Linked DNA regions of Mus musculus: region 1 is linked to region 2. The links are chromatin loops, found by intact Hi-C in ENCODE. Cell type or tissue: left cerebral cortex. All regions are shown on one strand. Links, peaks and the distances in the headings refer to the core of each region. The heading gives the core; the rest is flanking DNA.

Region 1 (10,885 bases), core at 1,010-9,009, 160 kb before region 2:
TTCTCTACTTTGAACCCTCTAATAGTGAGGGTTAGAAGATATGGAACTGATTTCAGAAGTGAAAGGACATTTTCTGAAAGTATAAGATATTTTTGATTTGCTTCTTTAGTCTCCTGTGATCCACTGTCTTTCTGTGATTTGGATAATTACTGGATCTCTATGGTAGATATTTTAAGTAAAATTATATTGAAGAGGCATTTTAAACTAAATTAAAATTATTTATTAGAGCATGGAAACAAGTCATAATATATAATAAAAATGGACTGTTTTCTTAGAAGTTAAATCATTCCCTTGTGTTGTGATAAGAATACACATTAATAGATTTTCTTTCTTCTCTCCCTTGTCTCTCTTTTTGAATAAAATCTGTATCTCACTTTATAAAGGCAACATTAATTTACTAGCAACTTGTATTTACTTGCCTCTTCCAAAATGGAAACATTCCACTCTGGATGAAGCTCCTTAAATAACAAGGTAAACAACTCAAGATAGCTTCAGGAAGTCCCTGAAACTGACAAGATTCACTATGCGCCACCCTACCCCCACCCCATAATAAACAACAAAAACTGCAGAAGAATGTACTTGAACTGCGAAGAAGACTGTCAAAGAAGCCAAGCACAAACAAGGAAAGACCATTCGAACTGCTGCAAGCAGCAGAAACCAGCCAGGCTGCTTGTTAACACATGGTAAGGACAGTCTCCAACTTGTTTGTCCTCCTGCTGCCTGTACATACTCAAGGTTGCTAGGTGTTGTGAACTCTCTCCCACGCTGGGGAGGAATTTGATGATATGGTTGTTTTTAAGTAAGTTCTTCCCCTGTAAATAACCTCTCAATCATGTATCTGTAAGCAACCCTCCAAAAATTCATTAGTTCATAACTCAGATTTCAGTGTTATCCATATTATGGTTTGTTTGGGGACTGTTTTCTAGGGTGAATAGATTTATGTGAGTCTCCCTAGGAAATATTTTGTATTACAACACAACAATGTGTTAGTCAGTGTTCCTGTCCCTGTCACAAAGCACCTGAGACAAACAATTTAGAAGGAGGGAACATTTTTTGTTTGTTGTTTTGTTTTTTGGCTCTACTGTCAGGGTTGATCTGACACCTGTATTGAGGAGAGGCATCATGGTGATGCACACTTCAAAAACAGAAGGAAAAAAAGGTCCTGGATTCCAGTATCCATTCTAAGTCATACCACCAATGACTTGAAGACCCATCACTAGACTCTGCCTCTTAGATGAGCCACTATATCCCTGTATGCTCCCAAGCTGGCAAATAACACATGGGTCTTTGGGGTTCATTTAAGATCCAACCATAACATCTCAACTCTTTAAACTTTTAAAATTCTACTAACATCATGGCAGTGCATTCCACGAGTGCTAAAAATAGGGGTTGCTTTGCCAGTCATCAACTGTATTTCAACAAAGGTGGAATTCACAGCTCAACTGTATCCTAAAGCAGACTGTAGTTGTGCTTGGCTATGTACTAACATTAGCAAACTCAAGCAGCGCTTACCTCTTGGTTCCTGGCTAAGAATGCCTCCTACTTTAAATGACCAAAGATTAATAATCACTTTCAGTTACTTTAGTTGAATACTCTAACTTGCTAAGAAGTCCCTCCCTCCATACTGAATGATGTTTAAGTATCATACTTAAAGAGGATGTGTTAGTTTTTAGTACTGTGAGGAATATGTGAGATCAATCAATTTAGGATGATCGGGTTTCGTTTGTCTCCTTTAGTGGCTGCAGTCCATTATTTATCATATAGCTTTGGGCTGGTGGTAACACAGTGCATCACGGTGGGAGCATATCATTCTATGTCATGGCCAGGTATAGAAGGAGAAATCCCATTAAAGGTTTCATTCCTCTTGGTCCCAGCTCTTCATTGTTCCTCTACTTGTTAGTAGTTTCAAAAACTAGGAAGAAAGCAGAATGACTAAAACATATAATTTCAGCATTATTTTATGAGCGACAAGTTTTTTGTTTGTTTTTGTTTTTTGGTTTTTTATGTTTGTTTGTTTTGTTTTTTAAATAGGTAAAATATGCTAGGAGAGAATCAGGCGTCGTTTACACACATTCCCCACACTGTGGCTCCTTAGCTTTCTGCAGTTCTCACTGCAGCTATCTTATGCTGCGTGGGGTTATCAAGATTCTGGGACATGACAGATACAATATCACTACTAGCTAGGTGGAGTTAAAGTTAACAAGGAGTTTTCCTCAGTCTAATTATGTGCTTGATGGCTTTTATAACCCACATGCATGCTGCCCTTAGATGCAGATGCAAACACAGTAATCACAGTCCCTGTTTCTCTTCCCTGCTCATTACTAAATTGTATGAATCATCACACTGGTGGCCTGAATAGGCCCAGGACATCTAGTGGTGTCGTTGCTGTTTTGAGACAAAGTCTTACTTAGAAACCAGGCTGCCTTCAAACCAACCTCTTGCCTCAAATTCTAGTATTAAGCCTGGCTTGATTTCAAAGGAATGATGTAATTGGTTCATTGTGTCTTACTTTCTCAGTATTGGTTTATGAGAAGTCCATAGGTTACTGTAGTCTGTGAAACCCATATTGTTCTTTCTAAATATTGAAAAAAAAGTGTTGTTTGTTTGTTTTGTGGTTTGTATTTATATGTTTCCGCGAAGAAGAATGATAAGCTAACAAACATTTTCTCCAAAACATGTGTCAAGGGTAGTTTAAGTAGTCTTTAATTTAATTGTGAGATAGGTTTGCATGTATCCCAGGCTGCTCTGAAACAATATGCATCCAATGATAAACGTGAAATCCTGATCCTCCTGCCCCAGACTCCAAAGTGCTAGAATTATTAAGCCTGAAAATACTTCCTTTTTAAAAAGAGATAACAACCCTGCATTAAGTTTTGTTCTCTCTTTTTTTCCAATGTTTCTTAAGAGACAGGGTCTTTCAATATAGCACTGATTTATCTGGTGTGCATTCTTATGTAGTATATGCCTCAAACTCATGCTAGCCTTCTTCCTCAGCCTCTCAGATGGAGTGCTGAAACTGCAGGCGTGAGCTGCCATGCCTGGCTTGTCATCAGTTTTGATGCTGTTGCTGCTGACGATTGAACTTCTAGTATGGATAGAACAGCTGAAGTATTTACTTGCTATTGGTTATTTTGGTAATTAGTTTGGACACATATTAACATTCAGATCCCTACAAATTAGACTTATGTAAAACATTTGTAACTAACTTTTTCTTTCTTCTTTTCTTTTCCCTTTCCCGAGGCAATGGGAAGGATGTTGGTGGGAATGTGGAAAAGGGAGAGGCAGGCCAAGATGCAGAGTAGAGAGGGGCTGAGGTTGGAAAGGACTGGTGTGATGAATATAAAATAGGAGGAGCTCTGAAATTCAGTCATCAAGATAAGGTTGTAAGGCAACATTAAGAGCAAAGCCAGTCCCGATCCCTCTTTTTACTTTTTGCTCCATTTGTGTTGGATTTCTATGCCGTGTTTTGATTTTCTTTTAAAGCTTATAAATGACTTATTTATTTGTATGTGGGATCAGCACTTGCAAGGGTCAGTTCTCTCTTCCTACCATGTGGATCTTAGGCTATGAACACAAGTTGCCCAGCCCCGTGGCAAGCACCAGCCCCCTGAGCCATCTCTCCAGTCTGATTACCTTAGTTCTATTGAGAACTTCTTTCCAAAGGATATTTTTTTGGGGTTCACTAGGTTTGGAAATAAAAAATTTGTATTAGCTGTACCTATCTTAGCAAATGTTGTATTACTTATATTTCCCTAAATATTTATACATACATGGTAAATATTTGGCAATATATGACATAATACTTTAAAAATAAGAAAGAGGTGCATGTTTCAATGTAAGAACATTTTCAGAAGAGTTTAACACCTTTTTAAAGTCATGAAAATAATGTAATAAATCTTAAAATCATGAACATTAGAAAAATAAAATTAAGTCAATCATTACACAATCAAAACATGTACATTACAAATATAATGATGTGTTTGTTGGTCTTTGAATTTTCTTGTTTACAAATATATATATAGAAATAATATGCTATTATTTTTGCTTTTCTAAATTATTTATCATCTGAACAGTTTTGAGGCCAGAGCAAGGCAATAAAATGTACTAAGCCCACAGCTGTTTCTAAGCAGCCTCAGGGATAGGTGATTGGGACATGGGCCTAGTTCTGTGAAGGCTCACGTGCTATTTTTGATTTCATCACAGAGAGAATGAAGAATTCAATTAAAATACAAAACAAAAAGCTGCAATGCAAGTCTCATGCTGTCTTAACCAACCTTTCATTCGGACTGGATAGTTGTTTTTAAATACATGTGTGGACAATCGAGGAAGACACCCAATGTCAACTTCTGGCTTCCACATGCTCACACATAGGACTTTGCAAAAACATATGCACACACGTTCATAAAAACATATATCACAAAAATACACAATTTTACACTGTGTGTTCTGTTCCGTTGTTCACTGAGGTTATATATACCTGCTATCACATCTGGTATAGCCCTGCTTTAAAAAACGTTATACATTATGATACATAACAGATTCAAAGTGTTTTGCCATCAAGGAAACTAAGATCACTTAAGACCAGCTTATGAAATTGTATAATCTAGAAAAAATTCTTCTAATAACTTCCACAACTGATCTAAATTCATAGGTAATTTTATATTTGAGTCTAAAATCATAGTTTATAGCAATATATATATATATGTGTGTGTATATATATATATATATATATGCATGTATAACTTAAATTTGTAACTTTCAAATGTTGATTCACTTGTCATACTAGATTCACAAAGCACCAAAGTGATCATGCATTGAGCATGCTCCCTTCTGCTTAGCAATACTGCACTGTTTTTAAGTGGAGAGATGAACAGGAATAAGAGTCCTTCCATTAGGTTAGGCTGTAGAGAATGTGTTTGCAAAGGAAATTAGAGAAATGTATAGCCCAGTGGGGTGGCAAAAGACTGTAGTTAAAAGGTTATATGAGAGTTCTGAGGTGACAGCAAACAAATTAGTTTGACCAATGCAAAGTCATAGACTGGTGATAGTCAGTAAATGCCCAAAGACTTACAGGAAACAGGTTCCTCACAGTTGGATTGGCTTAGGCAACTAATGCTCTACATGGAACATGCACACCTGAGAATCTACATAGATTTATTCAAGTCGTCATCCATATTCACAGTTCATCTTGTGGTATTCTGTTCTCTAATACTAGTTGTTCCTGTCTAGATGTTCAGTTGGTTTTGTGCATGGTTTTGAAAAGCTGATAAACGCCTTGAATTTGATTATGCATAGAACCAAAAGTTTTGCATGTCTCTCCCAAGCCATGTAAGGGTACCATGAAAAACAGAGGTTTTAACACACTTAAGTCCTTAAAGTTTGTCTTCTTGCAAAGATTGATCTTTGTTTTATGAATTTACCTGGTCCCGCTGAACCCCGTTTTCAGGAATACTGCCAAATTTTCAACTTGTGAATTTGACAGTAAAATCCATGGATTAAACTCTATGTATCCTTATGCCCCATGAAACATCTCATAGCCAGGCAACATTCAGAGACAAGATTGGCAATCTTGTTTCTCAGCATACAAAGTCAGGAAGATTTCATGTTCATGAGATAGTATAACACAGTATTATTAGTTTTGCCGTTAAAATATTTTTCTTTTAACAATAATGTATTTGGTATATGTGTGTATGCAGGCCAAATGAGTTCCAGCATTCTCAGAGGCTAGAGAGAGCATCAGATCCCCTGACTCTGGAGTTACAAGTAGCTGTGAACAACTGGTATGAGTGTTTTGAAATGAATTCCGGTCTTCCGGAAAAGCAGCAACTGCTCAAAAGCATAAAACCTCTCCAGCATTTGTTTATTTATTTTTAAACATTATTTCTTTATCTTCATGTCTATGTGAATATATGTACAAGTGTGTGTGTGTGTGTGTGTGTGTGTGTGCGTGTGCGTGTGCGTGTGCGTGTGTGGTGTATGAATGCAGAGCAGGCCAGAAGAAAATACTAAATTTACTCCCTTATCATTTTCCATCTATTCCTTTGAGGTTGGGTCTCTCAGTAACCTAGGCTTTGCTTTTTCTTGTCTATACCAGAAGTGAGAAAGTCCAAGAGATCCTCCTATTCCTTTCTCCCTCAGACACAGCCCTGGGGTTACAGGCATGTGCCAGATGATGATGATGTGTGTGTGTGAGCCATATATAGATGTGTTTGTGTGTGTGCGTTCACGTGTGCTCAAGTGCTCACACAAATGCATGTGTGTATAATATATAATGTTATATATTTAATCTTAAATACATAATTTAAATATAAGTTTTATATATATATATATATAACTTACTCTCTGTGACTTTGGAGTTTGGAGCAATTCAGTTGGTACTATAGTTAGGATTAAACTTGAGCCATCTAGGAATGAAACATCTGTAAGCAATGTAATCAGCAAAATCAAAGCAAAGAAATTAATATCTGTCAACTCAAAAAGAATTGTAACATATTAAAATCTGTCCATTTATACATTCATAATACAAAAATGATTGTACTGTTATTTTTCTGGTAAGACCAAATAAGAAAACCAGTGTTTGATAATATGCTACTGCCCAGGACTCTTGCTCCTGTGATTACTTTTTAATAATAAAAATAAACTTGTATGATATACTGTCATTTTTAATCTTTTCTATTTCAATGCACCCCTTGTAAATTATTCTAATTAATTAGGTAGAACCTTTTAACAAGGGTTTTCAAAGCTTGTTGCATAAGAAAATCCACATGCATTTAAAGAGTGATTGTTACTTGTAAGATGTGAAAGGCCAAGTTGGCTTTGGTCAATAATGTTCTTAGAAAAAGCTGAGCTGAATCTCCTGAGAGCAGCCTTTAGGTACCTGGTCATACAGTTTTTCTTGGCAAGTTGTGCTGTCAGGACAGGTCCAAATATGCAAAGTCAAATTCTTTAAAGGGGTTTCTACAATCTTAACAAAGTGAAACGAATTTTAACCTGCTTTGACAACAAAGCTGTCATTGAAGTAATGTTTGTATAGCTCAGGGCTTGGTTAACCAGTCTGTCCCCAGGATGTAGTCCTCAATATGAAGTCGAACAAGCCAGTGACTGTGCTCTTGACATTCTGCAGAGTAGCTGTGCCTTTGTTTATTTACAACTTTGTTCCGTAGAGGACTTGAATAGGCCTACAAATCTCAAAATAAATAGTGGGTGAGTCAGGACGCTGGAAGTGTGGACAAGAACATCAAAGCCAGGTTTGTCTGGGAGGAAGTTGTACAGCCTGGGACACGGGTGGGTGGGATTTCTGTTTGGGTCTAAGTTTTGTAAGAGAAGAGGAAAGGAAGCATGAGAAAGGAAGGGAGAAGAAAAGAAAGGAAAGGGAAGAGGCACGAGAATGGAAGTGATAGGAAGAGGGAAGAGGGAGAGGGAGAGGGGGAAGCATATGGGGAATGGGACAGGGAGGAGGGAGTTGGATGGGGTCTTGGTCAGGGATGGAGACAGTAGAGGGAGGAATATGCTTTATTGTTTCATCAAAGTTACTTTAAGAATTAAATCAGCTAGTCATTTAGACTTTAGAACACTCTTATAAGACCTGAATGGAGAAACATTCATGTGATACTTTATGAACTTCTGGCAATATTGAATCTTATACAAATGAACCCTAGCCTTTCTCAATAAGATGGCTGGTTGACAATGAAGGCAATTCTCCTACAGTCTCATTATGCACTGTAATTGCTCTGAGTCCATAATGTCCAAAAGGGACTTCCTGAAACTTCATTTCCTTTTTATGGAAGTCCCTTTACTAACTAATGATAATTTAAACCACTGGCTCTAAACAACCTTTGTATTTGGTAGACTGAAGTCAGTCTTCCTAAAATACGGTTAGCATGACCAGATGATTGGCAGTAGCATCAACACTGTCTATAGACAATGCATGTTGACAAGAGAGAGCAAAATGTTGGTTGCTTTCTTTAGCTATTTGCAGTAACTCAAAGATGCTAGGACTATAATTTTAGCAACATATATTAATTATTATAGTTAATTTATATTTGTCTGTTACTTTTTAATCTGAATACGTATTTGTTACCTGACTTTCAAACGTTTGTAAAGAACTGAGAATTGATAAAGGAACCTTGCCAATTATGGTTCTCCACAGTTGCCATGCTCTTTACAGAGCTCATTTTCATTGCTTTGAGCTATCAAATTTAGTGAATTTTATGCATTAAAATGAAACTCGGAAGTTTCCACATAAAGTGGAGGAAAATTTAGTTTTGGAGAAATTTCTCTTTAATCATCTCAAAGCTTTCAAAGGATGATTAATCATGTCGCAGTAAAGTCTGTAGTTATAAGCAGATAAAAATGTAAAAGCCAGTCGCCTCGATGCTGTTTAATTTATAAGGGTTAGTTAACAGTAAATCTTGCTTTTCTTTTATATTATCCTTTCTATACACTAGCTGCTAAGAATATTCTTTGTGGATATCTCAATAACTTTTCTTTATAATGAATACCAAATTATTACTAAGAAAAGACTGTCAGTTTCAGTGACAATAAATGATATGGAAGAGATTGAAAATTGGCCTTTTTGGCCATTGTGTAGAGACTGAGGCTCCACTTTCTACACTCATAAATACAGTACAAGACAGGATGTAGTCAGTGATTGGTCTGACCATCCTGAGAGGCAACTGGCTACCATATCACACATTACAATTGATTGACCCAGGGATTATCACTTGGTACAACATAGGCAATTTAATAGACTGGACAATGGCCCATTTTGTTTTGTGGTTTAACATGGAAATTATATCCTATGGTATGGATCTTGAGTGTCATGCAAGAGAATATGTATGAAAAGTCTTCCTCAGCTTTGCAGTTGGGAGGTAGTGGAAACTTTATGAGATGGAACTTGGTTGTAAGTACCCAAGTTTGAGTCCTTCAAGGAGATTGTGGAGGAGGTCCCCTTCCTTTCTGTGCTTTGTTTTCAGGTTTTCCTAAGGTGAGCATGCAAGGGTCAAGGTTGTGATGAACATGGGATGGATTGTACCTGGAACTGGTAGTCCTAAGTGGATCCAATTCTAGCCTCTGCAATGTTCCAAAGATTGTAATTGGGTCCTACCTCAATTACAGGAATAGTCACCACAACTGCAGACAAGGCAAACATGTATGGGGAGAATCTGGAACACACACACACACACACACACACACACACACACACACACAATTTGATTTGTAAATTCAGATATGGGATAAAATAAGCATAACATTATGGGAAGTTGATTTTAAAGCAGAGAAACTGAGAGAAGCAATTGGCTTTAAAGTCCTGGTTCTAGAATAATCAGGCTGGGAACCTTTAAGTATAAAAATAGTATGAGAAATAAGCACTCAGCTCTTAGAAATCACTAAGTGGATTAGAGCATAACAGGCCGATATAAATTCAGAAAACCTTGTTCTTTCGGTAAAGGGGTGTGATGATTTGTATATGTTTGGCCCAAGGAGTAGCACCATTAAGAGGTGTGGTCTTGTTGGAGTAGGTGTGGCCTTGTTGGAGGAAGTGTGTTACTGTGGGCATGAGCTTTAAGACCCTCTTCCTAGCTGCCTGGAAGTCAGTGTTCCACTCACAGCATTTAGATGAACTCAACTCTGCCTGCCTGGATCCTGCCATGTTCTTACCTTGATGATAGTGGACTGAACGTCTGAACCTGTAAAGCCCAGTTAAATGTTGTCCTTATAGGAATTGCTTTGGTCATGGAGTCTGTTCACAGCAGTAAAACCCTAACTAAGACAAGGGGCCAGTTCCTAGATGCTAGAAGAGATCAAAAGAGAAAGATTTTACCTTGATATTTCTGTTCTGGAAATCCTTCCAGACATAATGTCTTTACTCACTTTGCCTTGCACCTATTTTTTACTTCCTATTCTCCCTCCCTCCCTCCCTCCCTCCCTCCCTCCCTCCCTCCCTTCCTCTCCCCCTCTGTCTTTCTCCTCTCTGTGTGTATCTCTGTCTCTCTGCCTTTGTGTGTGTCTCTCTGTGGCCCTGGCGCTCCCTCTCCCCCTTCCCCTCCCAACCTCTGCCTCTTGGGTTTATGCATTGTTGCTATGATTTAATACTTGAGTCTTTCATAGCCTTTGTTTTCTTCTTCCCTGCTTCCAGAAACTCAGAACTGTTAGAAGCCCTCCTCCTTTGAGACAGAGGAGGTAACTGGGCCTCCTCCTTAATAAAACTAAACTTCAATTAGAAATTCATCAGTAGGGATCAGGCATAGGAGCTATGAGAATGGTTTTCTGTTCTTTTGGCAAAGCAATCTAATGACCTGAACAAGACAGAAAATAAGTAAGAAACCTCAAAGTTGTAGATCAAACCCAGAATAGTGGTAATATTTTATAAGCTAGTATAGTTACAAGCACATAACTATAACATACATACACAACCATAATATACACATAAGCATAACATACATGCAGATGACCAGAATACATATGAAGACAGAAAATACAGCAGTTTCATACACACACAGTCAGAATGCATACAAGCAGAGATAATATACACAACCATCACACAGTCACTACACAGGGCATGCACATAAAAATAATATTGAAAATAAGTAAAATCTGTTTATAAAACATAAAATTAGTAACCAAAACACCATTTAATGATGATGATGATGATATTGTTCATTTAAAGAACATTAGCAACTGACTTGAGATGAAGTCATTTAAAAATATTGGTCTCATGTGAGAAGAGTTTCAATAATTGTAGAGACTCAAGTCTTTTAAATGGTGGAAGACCTTTTGTACTACTTAAATAAATAATCAGATTGGGTAATAAAACATATGGATATTTATTAACATCATTCATCAATTATATCCTAATAGATAAAATAGAATTACATTTTGTGGG
Region 2 (10,885 bases), core at 1,318-9,317:
AATTAATTCAGAAATATTACAGATGTAGAGTGATGAACACTGAACAGTAGTTAAATCGTATTTTTGATTCCATATTTAAAATAAGTGACCATACCTATTATCTCAGATAATCATCTCCATCTTTGATACTGTCTACACCAGTATGAACTAATTACAAATCGTCACTTGCATAGAACATGACATATATGCTCAGTTATCAGCTTACATATCTATTGAGATTAAAATCTTGATTCATTTATGTCCTCCACTATTCAAAGTGTTTGGTATCTCTCAGCTGTTGATAAGGTATGGCTTAGAAGCCAGATTAGGTTTCTTGCCTGTTTGGGAAACATTTGTTTGAACAAAGTCATAGACTTTATTTAGAAAGATTGGCCAAATTGTAAGACATTGTTGTAGTAATGACTACAAGTATTAGAAGATAACATCACAAAGATCTAGATGAAAATTCAGGAAAACAGACTTTTTTCCATTGTGTTTTCTCCCTTAAAAAAAAAAAAAAAAGTAAGGAACATCTTTAACACACCAGAAAGGGATTGATACTCACTCAGAAATAGTATTTGAGGAATATTTCTCTTCTGTTTGTATATGCTGTGTATTCATAGGAGATAAACCATCTGTTATCCTAGTGAAATGTCTTTCGTAGAATGATTGGAAGGGAAGTAGGGGTATTTTCCACAGAAGATCAAGAAGTCTCCTAAGTACTACAAATCTGGCTGAGGGGAGAGGGCAGTTTTGTAGCTAAAGAAAGGACATGGGATGTTTATTTGTATTTCTTTGGACTTCTAGACCTGTTTGTGCTCAAAGTCAGGGTAACCCAAACTTTAAAATGCTGAGTATTACTAGTAACCTCAGGAAAAATATAGGCCTTGTCATTAATGAGCTGTCCAGGTTATTTTTAGCTGAGAAGAGATTGAAGCAACCAAGAATAATAAATCTAAGGCATGGGCCCATCTGCATTTGATTTACTCTCAAGGTCTCAACAAAGGTTAGGAAAAAAAAAGATGGAAGTGCAGGGAACATGTTAACAGCATTTAGCCAACAACTTTTCATCTGGTTGCTTTGAAGCCATAGGAAAGTGTTCTTTATACAAGAATAGAGAGACTTCCAGGCCAAAGGCAAGAGCAAGGAGCATTTTCTTCGTATGATCTTTTCTTATTCTTCAATATTTTTTCCATACCACACTGGAACCCTCAAATTCTTCTCCAAAGTGATCCCATAATCAGATTCAAGAGTTAATGAGATTAACACAATGGAAAGATCATCTGCTCTTTCCGTTAATTTTTAGGGGTGGGGATTGATATTGGGGCTTGGTGTATAAACTGTGTTCTACACAGTCAATGAATTAAGGTTAGTGTATTTTTTAAAGATGCATAAAACTGCAATCTATGTGAACATTAAGTCCATGGAGTTCAATGACCTAGATAAAATGGCACACTTATCTTAGATGCATAAACTCCAATATGTGTGTATATGAACATGAATGTATGTGTCTTATCATTTTATATGTCTTTTTGAGGAAGTATAAACTATACAAGGATAAAGGAAAAATAAATTGATATTACTGCATCAGAGTATAATTTATGATTAATACTGTTAGAGCTGCATGATATATTATGCAACCTAAACTATCCTTCAGTTACTAGTACTTAAAGAAAAGTCCAAGAGGCATCTTAGGCTACAAGGAACGAAACTAACTATTGTCTGTTTGCTTTACTCATACCCATCTACTTAGATTAAATGTTGACAACTTGATAAAGATCACTCTCATATATCATAAAGTTTAACAGGTTCACATATGCAATACAGCAGATTTTGTTATATTCAAAGGTGCCATAAGTAGAACAATCAATGACCATCGATTAAAGATTAACAATTATACACAAACTGGCTGAAAGTATTAAATCAACAGTACCAAGATTAGCGACAGTATGATGCCTCCAAGAAACTCATTAGCAAAGATATACTCAGATAGAAATAGAGAGATATATTATAAACTACAGCATGATATATTAAACAAATTGAACCATTAAGAGTGAAGAAGTCCCAAATTTATGTTTGGTAAAAGGCTCTGAGATAAAAATTTTGAGAACAGAGAAAGGAAATTAATTTATTGTAGTAACAGTTAATCAAGGGATCAACTGTCCATTAAAATGAGTATATGTCTACATGTATGAAATGCTGGAACATGTACATTCTTGTTGCTTGTAATTTTAAAATGCACAGCAGTGTCACCTAGCCCCCATGGCTACTAGCTTCATCAAACTTCTAACAATCACCCCGCAGCTGTGCCCTTTCTACTGCACACCTGAGTTAGGAGGATGTAAAACACCAGACAGCCTTAAGATTTTAAAACCAACTAAATGACACAACCTCTGGGCAAAGAATTTCTTGCCCAATCCTCTTTAGCCTCTGCTGCTGCAGAGGCTACAAACTATCAGTCCCAGGGAGCTATATGTCTGCTACTTCCTATCCACTCCACAGCCTGCTCCTCATTCCTCTCCCTCTTTCTTTTTCTCCTCCTCCTCCTGGGCCCAGAAATCCCACCTTATTCCTTGACAAAAATTAACCACTGCTGCCTTTGTTGACCAGTTAAAATGGGGAAAAGTTTCACATGGAAGAACTCCTTAGAGGCAGTCCCTCTTGAGGAAGCAGAATTAGCATCAAAATACACACAGACAGCATCAGGGCAATCCACAACACATTCTTAAACATTCTTAGACCTTAGGTGAGAGACAAACTTTAATACAATAATAGTGGGGATTTTTGCATCTCATTTTCATCAATTGACAGGTAATTTATACAAAAAAATATTTAATAAAGAAACACAAAAAACCTGCTAGAGATCACATGCACTCAGGCATTCCCTGAAATTACACCCATCAGGTCCAAACTATACATTCTTTTTATCTTCCCATACAGTTTTCTCCAGGAAAGACCATGCATCACATTTAAAAATGAACTATAACAAACCACAAACATTTACACCATATTCTGCATGTTTTCAGATCATAGTGAACAAAACCAGAATCGAGCAACAAAGAAAGCTTTAGAGTTTTAGAGATATCTAGAGAGTGAAGAGTGTCCCTTCGAACAACCAATGAATTATTGGAAAATTCCAAAAGGAAACATCTAAATTTCTTAAAAGAAATCCAACTTATCAAAATTTGTCAGACACAACCTTCAAAATATTTTGTTCAATGGACATGAAACTCCTCAGGCGTTTTACACCTGGCCTCATACAACAGATTCAACCATAGAATGGTTTTGAAGGCCACATAAAATAAATATATTTAAAAAATTGAATTTTTGTATATGAAGAAATGTATATACACTAATGAAACACATGTACAGGTTTGATTCCAATGTCTCATTCACAAGATAACCCATTCTATAAACACATATCTTCTGGAACTCGACAAGTTTTGAAGTCTCTATCAAATTTTGTTCTAAGCATTTTAGAAAGGGATGCTCCATTTGTACTGAAAAGCTAAAACCAAAAAAACAAAAATGGCTACCAAAGTCTACTTTAAAGGTATAAGAGGTATATCTGCTGCTTATAGAATAAATACTTAGATATGTTAATGTTTACTATTAAATAACAGTGATAATAAATTGGGGAAGATGCTAGTTAGATTATTTAAATGGTATTTCTTTAGAAAACATAATGGGCTAATTAAAGTAACTAAAATTAACCCATAAATAAAAAAAAAACTTCAGAAAATAATGTTTATCAATATCTCATTAAAGCTCATGAACTATTAGAGACTGAAGACAGGCCAATCAAAATAGCTTTCATGCAGGGAATTTTATAAATAGTAAGGTGAATTTGGAGATTGAGTCATTTTCTCTCAGTTTGGAAACGATTTAAGGAGAATCACGATAGAGGCATAGTGATAGAGCCTTTCCACTTCTTTTATGAGAGTAATGAATCCTAAGTGATGGATTGGGTACCAGATTAAACAGTGTCAAGTGTCTCTACTGACTGATGGTGTACAGAGATAAATAGACCATTGAACTGGGGGATGCTAAGTCATCACTGTCTGGTGGAAGGCAACGTTTTGAAGACAAGCTAAGAGAAATGATAAGATTTTTTTCTCTATAAGAATTGAATTTGCAAAGAGATAGATAATTCATACTGTACAAAAAATGAATCAGATGGGACAATGATTGCTCTGGGCTGTGAGTAATCAATTCTTCCTTGTGTACTGATTGAGTTACAAGTGTTAGTTGTATTTTCAATAACATTCAAGGTTCATATTTGTATGAAAGCAGTTCATCTAAAAAATAGAGAAAAAAACAGTTTGCCTTTAGATTTATTTTTATCCTCCAAATTGTGCCCTATATTTAGTAGCCTTTCAGTTATGAGGAGACTTTCCCTTGTGTTCGAGGCCTATTTGTTCACTCAGGCATTTGCCATCCACTTTGGTGTGGGTGGATGAGAGGAAACCGTTATGATAAAAATAGTGGCAGAAGTCTGCTGGCATAAAAGATAAGGCAAAAAAGATTCGTCACACAGAGTTTAAGAAAGGTTCACATAGAGTCCCATGCAATCTCTACCTCTCCCATGGAGACATGCAGGTTAAAGTTAATAACAAAGCAAAACCAAAAATAGAGCCTAGAAATTATCAAGAAAATACTGACATTAAAACATGTTTTGATTTTTTTTTTTGCCTGTGGGAAGATAATTCAAATATAGGCAAATGATTCAGTTTCTCACCACAAATGTATTATTGCATCCTAATGTTTTTCTTAGCTAAAACATCCAATGTGCTGATTCACTTTTGCCTGGGGTAAATGCAACCATTTCCTTTAAATGTTTTCTAATATGCTTAAACAAATACCATTTGTCCTATCAATTATTTGGGTTTGCATTTTTCTTGACATAATTCATAACAAAATTATTTCTCCTGTTTATGTTTGCTTCCAGACCAACTTTAATTCATGTAGAAATCAGTTGTATAATGCCTATACTTTACTGTTAGAAAGATAATAAAATATGTGTCAAACTTTCTCATAGATTATCTGAAATTAAGTTAATAAGTATAAAAGTATCTTTTATTCACCTGTTGCAATCGATATCTCAGAGCCTACTGCTGAATTAGTTCACCCTTTTTAGGTCTTCCTGAATTCTTGTCGGCTGGTTCAACTCATCTGTTCTGGCTCAAATTCCTTGCCAAGCTGATTGGTTCAAACTGGCTTCTTTCAGCTTCTGACTGAATTGCTTTTCTTGGCCTCAAATTAACTCTAGCAATCTGTTCTACTCTGGCTCTTCTCATTCTCTAGCTTGTTTTGTATTCGCCTGTGTTCAGTGTGTACCTTCTGCAACCTGTCTGTAAGACACAGGCCCTGTAAAATCTACCTCTGAACTTCAGGAACTGAAATGCCACAAACTCTTGTCCATTTAACTTCCTCTCAACTGACTGACTCAAACAAACTGACTGACTAGAACCCATAGGCCCGCATGTCTCTTCTCCTGAGTGCTAGGATTAAATGAGTGTACCACCATTCCTGGACCTAAGTATTTCTTCACTTGAAACCTTTTCTTTATGAGGATGGCCTTGAATTTAGATCTGTCTGTCTCTGTCTCCTGGAATTAAAGGCCTGTCTGTATTCCAGGAGGAGAAGACAGATCTAGAAGATCTTTGGATGTGATACCTTGCAAATTCAGCTGTTGCCAGATTAAAATTCCTCTACAAATAAAATAACTTAGTTTTTAGAAATAAATCTGGCCTCAGAAAATATTTAATGATGTGAAAAACAGCTCACAACTCCCTACAACTCCAGACTTGACATCTAGACCTCTACCCACTGTGAATACTGGCACTGACATGGGTATCTGTGTGCACACACATACACACAAACACACACACACACACACACACACACACACACACACACACACACACAGATGTGCAGAGACATACAAAATATACCCATACACTCACACACTTAAAGTCATAAATTAAAGATAATTATCAAAAAGTTTGAATCTAGACATATCAGAAAGACAGCACTAGGGGTTATGCAATTCATTTGCATATGATCTCACATGCCAACTATATAAATGATAATTAAAAGGACCAGGCAAACAGGATAAGCAACTGCAACAAGATAGCAATTCACATCAAGTTCTGTATATAGGCTTAGATTTCTTTTCCTTTCAAAATAAAAGTGCATACCCCATGAAATGAGAGGTAGACACACAATGTATTTAAGGATTGTCTGTCTTCAAGGCTATGTTTTACTTTCAATGGTTCTGAAAATAGCCAGAACTTTGTTGAAATATTAAGGATTTATAGTACTTGTGCTGAGGCTGCAGCTTAATAAAGAACATTTGGTAGCCTTGTAGTTAGGGTTTCCATTGCTGTGAAGAGACACCATGACCAAGAAAACTCTTAGAAAGGAGCTAACTTACAGTTTCAGATATTCAGTCCATTATTGCCATGGCTTGAATCATGGCAGCATCTAGACAGATATAGTGATGGAAGTACTGAGAGTTCCACATCTTCATCCAAAGACAGCAGAAGACGACTCTCATCCTTAGGAATACAGGAGACTCTCTTCCACAATGAGCAGAGCCAGAGCACCTGACCCCAAAGCCTACTCCCACAGTGAGACTTCCTCCAACAAAACCACACCTCCATAAGAACACACCTCCTAATAGTGTCACTGTCTGTGGACCAAACCTATACAAACCACTCCAGGTAGCATATATGAGAGAGGCTCAGAGTTTGATCCCTAGAAATTAATAAAAAGAAAATCCAAATCATATCAACATCATTCTACCAATCTTCTGGATTACTTTCAACAGTGAGTCACAAAGTTTCACGGATATAACTTGCTCATATATTTCTAATTTATTTAACACGAAAATCAAAATTATTTTGCTAACACCTTTCCACGAAAAAATTAAAAAGTGAAATTAATCTCAAAAAAGAAAGATGACCCAAATTCGAGTCTGTAATATGAAAACCATGTGAAAATGATTATTTTCTTTTGGATATTGTATGTAGGAGCTTTAAAAGTAGGTAATTAGCACATGACTTTTCAGAAGATTCTATTATAGTGTTTACGTTTTTTTAAAGTGTATATTCTCCTCACACTGAAGGAGGTGACCTATCAGTTACAGAGAGCCTGTACTTCTCCAACAAATAGCCTTACATCCTTGGTTTAGTTATTTACTCAAGTGGGAAGCAGTGCTAAATCGCTCCAGAAAATGTTGTAAATCTCCTAAACATGAAATTAAAGTGAGCCTTCTCTGAAGAAAGACTCTTGAGCTTCTCTATCCCTCACTAGGTGTCCTCATCTTTTCAAAGCGGATGAGAAGACTTTGCTGTACATATCTGGAAAGAAATACATTGGGTCCTTTCAGAACTATCCTATCCTCATATTTGAAATCATTCACTGTATTTTGTGTTCTGGGGAAGGCACGAATGCTCTTCCTTAACACACTGGATTGTGTGTAAGGTGTGTACTGGTCTGGTCTGTATTCTGTTTTTTCTGTATTCTATGTTGGTGTTTGTGCTGCCTGCTCCATCATTCCTGTGAACTCTACCACATCCTTCATTTCGCTGAATGGGTTTGGGCTTTACCACTCATCAGCATCTTCCTTTACAGTACCAAACTTGATCTGTCAATTCTTCATGGTAACCAGGCTGTTCCCTGACATTGATCATTTGTCTGTAGTGATCAGAACCTTACATTGTTAAAGCCATCTGTTCCTTTTAAGTTTCCCATATCCAGAATGAGATGGCAATTTTCACATCCATCATAGTCTCTCTTTTTGTTAACCATACATTTACACTGTTACTAGAGATGTAAGCTTTCTAACCACTCTGGCTATTATGGCCTTGCCTTCGCTTTATCTCCCCTTTTGCATTCAGCTTTTCTACTGAGCTTTGATCCATTTGTCCTAGCTCTAGTACAACTGTTTCTTCTTTGATGATACTTTTAAACTCACATTTTTCTAATCAATAAACTGCCTAGAAACACTTCAATAGTGGATTGATCAGTTTACCTGATTTCTTTGTATCATTTTTGTTAGTGGTGCTGTAAGGTCATGGTATGTGAGGCCACAAGGACTGGAGCATGTCTACTGTCCTGGTCAACACTATATAATGTGTGCACCGTAGATGTGTGAATAAAACAGCTATAGTTTTCTTCGGCTCGGAACTTGTCTGTTTGTCTGCACTTACCACTTCTTTCCTCAAGTCCATATTCAATGCAAGCTCTTCATCTATTTAAGCCTGGATTTCTTCATTGTCGCCTAGAACTTGGCCATTAATACCTCCCAGAAATATTACATTCAGCACATCCTGTTATATGTAGCTGGGAATTTCTGTTGAATTTGTGTCAAAGAAAGTGAATTGCTAATAACACCACACATTGTTTTGCTTTTATTTGTTTCCCTGCGATAATAACTATTTTTAACATTTCAAAACTTAATCTATGTGGAACATCACAATTCCAAGATTTATAGACAATTTTGACCCTTCAGAATAAATAATATCCTCCCTCACTTTCTTTTATATCTTTAAAAATAAGATGAATTTTATTTTATGTGCACAAATTCTTTTTTTCTATATGCCTGTAATTCCATTACCTGGTGCCCATGGAGTCCAGAAGATGATTGTCAGAACCCATGGAAATTTGGTCAGGGAGGGTTGTCAATCCCCTATGTCTGTGTTAAGATATGCGCAAAGGTATTCTCTATGACTTGTATGTGTGTTCTTAATCACTGAGCCATTGCTCCAGCGGCATTTCTGTGTTTCTAAGTCTTTAATTTTGATGAAACTTCAACAGGAATTCTCAAATGTCAGGAATAAAATTGATTGCAAAGTTTTCTCATGAGAACGTTTATTGTAATATGTGATAGCTTTATCCCAACTCCACTTCACGTAGAGCACTCCAGAACAGTTTCCTAAGGCCCAAGGCCTATTCTAGGTAAAATTGATCTTCTAAGCTAGCTTTTGGTCAGTGATTCTTAAGCTTCCTAACACTGTGACCCTTTAATACACTTCTGCATTTTATTGCGACCCCCCAAACCATAAAGATTGCTACTTCATAATTGGAATTTTGCAACTGAAATGAATAACAATGTAGATATCTGATGTGCAAACTATATGATATAAGACTGAAGAGTCATTAGACTGCCAAAAGGGTCACTAGCCACAGGTGGAGAACCCCTGTTGTAGGTAGTACAGTGAGCCACCTGTGTAGACTAGAACACACTGAGAATGTACTGAAAATAAACAGAAAAAAATCTACATAAACTATGAGCTTGTTTAAACAGCTTGCCACAGAGAACGTGCTATCATGTCACATTTTATGGGTCACATATGCAGGTTTTTCTTCATATTATTTGGACTTATTTTTCCTCTTAGTTTATAGTGGTCATGTGCTTAATTAATTCTTAGGAAAGTTTGAATAGTTGGAGTTTTTTTCCCCCCATATGAGTAGAGAAGAAACTTTGAAGTCAATCTTTGGCAGTGTGATAGGGAACAGATACATAAACATAGAACCTCTAACTGAGCTCTCTGTACCTTGAAACTTTTATTTATGGTTAAATAAAATACACTTTTCAAAAGGGTACGGTATGTTTCACCCATTGATGAAGCAAGCATCAAGTGGTTTCTCTCCAAATTGAAATGAAACATAAAAGTTCACTGAAAAGCAAACCTCAAGCATTTAGTATCTCAGAAGCTTTTAGTGGCTCATGACTTGATTTATTGACCACGAGAGCAAAGAAATAACGAATTAAATTAAAACAAGGAGTCGGATCTTTGAAGTTAAGTTTGTAAAAGTGGCTCAATCATTTTTATAACAAGGACAAATGATTCTGTTTGTTCCTTTGGGTGAGGCAAGCAGGGTGGTGCTGGGGAGGGAGGGATGAGCAAGGAGCTGCACTCTGCTCTCTTGTTGTCTTTGTTCTTTGAGAACTTGGAATCTACAAGGATTTACAATGTGCATTATCCACGCATGAGCCTCCAGGAGAGAATGAACATGTGCTGGAAGGCTGAGAAAGATGAAGATCTTCTTTCTATTCCAACAGAAAGATATATAACACATGCATAAAAGCACGAAACTATTAGACAGTAAAATCCCAGACTGTGGCTTTCAGAAAGGATTTTGAGAGTGTGATGCTGGACATAAATCAGAAGGTACGAGTCTGTGCTGTAATGGTGGTTCTTTGACATTCTAATTATCCACAGAGCAATTTATCCATGTTAAATGTACTTACTCAATCTGCTTTCTTGAGCCAGAAACCAGCACATTCCAAGCACCTCATGCACAACTACAGGAATTTTGGCAAAAAACATGTGCGTCTCTTTATTTCAGAACAGTATGATGATATACTATGTACCCACCTGGACTTGAAATAGTTTACATACACACTTTGGTGAATAAAACCCTTCATCTACTTTAAGGAAGTGGCTTCTTTTCAATTTCAAGGAATATTATATTTAGCAATAATATATATTTTTAAATTGCTGATAGCATATCTGAAAATTTCTCAATGAAATAATTAGATGCAAGGTAAGTATGCTAATTAGCTTTATTTAGTCACTGTGATGGTTTGTATATGTTTGAGCCAGGGAATGTGGCCTTCTTTGAGTAGGTGTGTCACTGTGGGTGTGGCCTTTAATACCCTAGTCTTAGCTGCCTGAAGTAGGTGTTAACTAAGTAGCTGCTAACACCCTTCAGATGAAGAAGTAGAACTATCAGGTCCTCTTGCACCATGCCTGCCTGTATGCTGACATTTTTCCACCTTGATGATAATGAACTGAACTCTGAACTTGTAAGTCAGAATCAATTAAATGTTGTCCTTTTAAGAGTTGCCTTGGTCATGGTGTCTGTTTACAGCAGTAAAGCCCTAACTAAGAAA

Evidence for each region. Hi-C counts contacts between places; a loop is a spot of excess contacts. Peaks named below come from ENCODE experiments on the same cell type or tissue, not always from the same donor. Only the 100,000 strongest peaks of a DNase experiment are listed, where the experiment ranks them.
Region 1: it touches region 2 in a loop (1.8-fold over the local background); 2 of 42 quality-filtered maps call a loop at or near these places.

The regions. Positions count from the first base shown.
Region 1 is chr3:81,738,528-81,749,412 of GRCm38, reverse strand. No RefSeq gene overlaps it. Among named protein-coding and RNA genes, the nearest start is that of A830029E22Rik, 58 kb to the left of the region's middle. In left cerebral cortex, for the core only: no CTCF peak of the experiment used is centred there; no DNase peak of the experiment used is centred there.
Region 2 is chr3:81,582,868-81,593,752 of GRCm38, reverse strand. No RefSeq gene overlaps it. Among named protein-coding and RNA genes, the nearest start is that of Gm52636, 41 kb to the left of the region's middle. In left cerebral cortex, for the core only: no CTCF peak of the experiment used is centred there; DNase peaks (open chromatin) are centred at 4,059, 4,432 and 5,194; H3K27ac peaks cover 505 bases.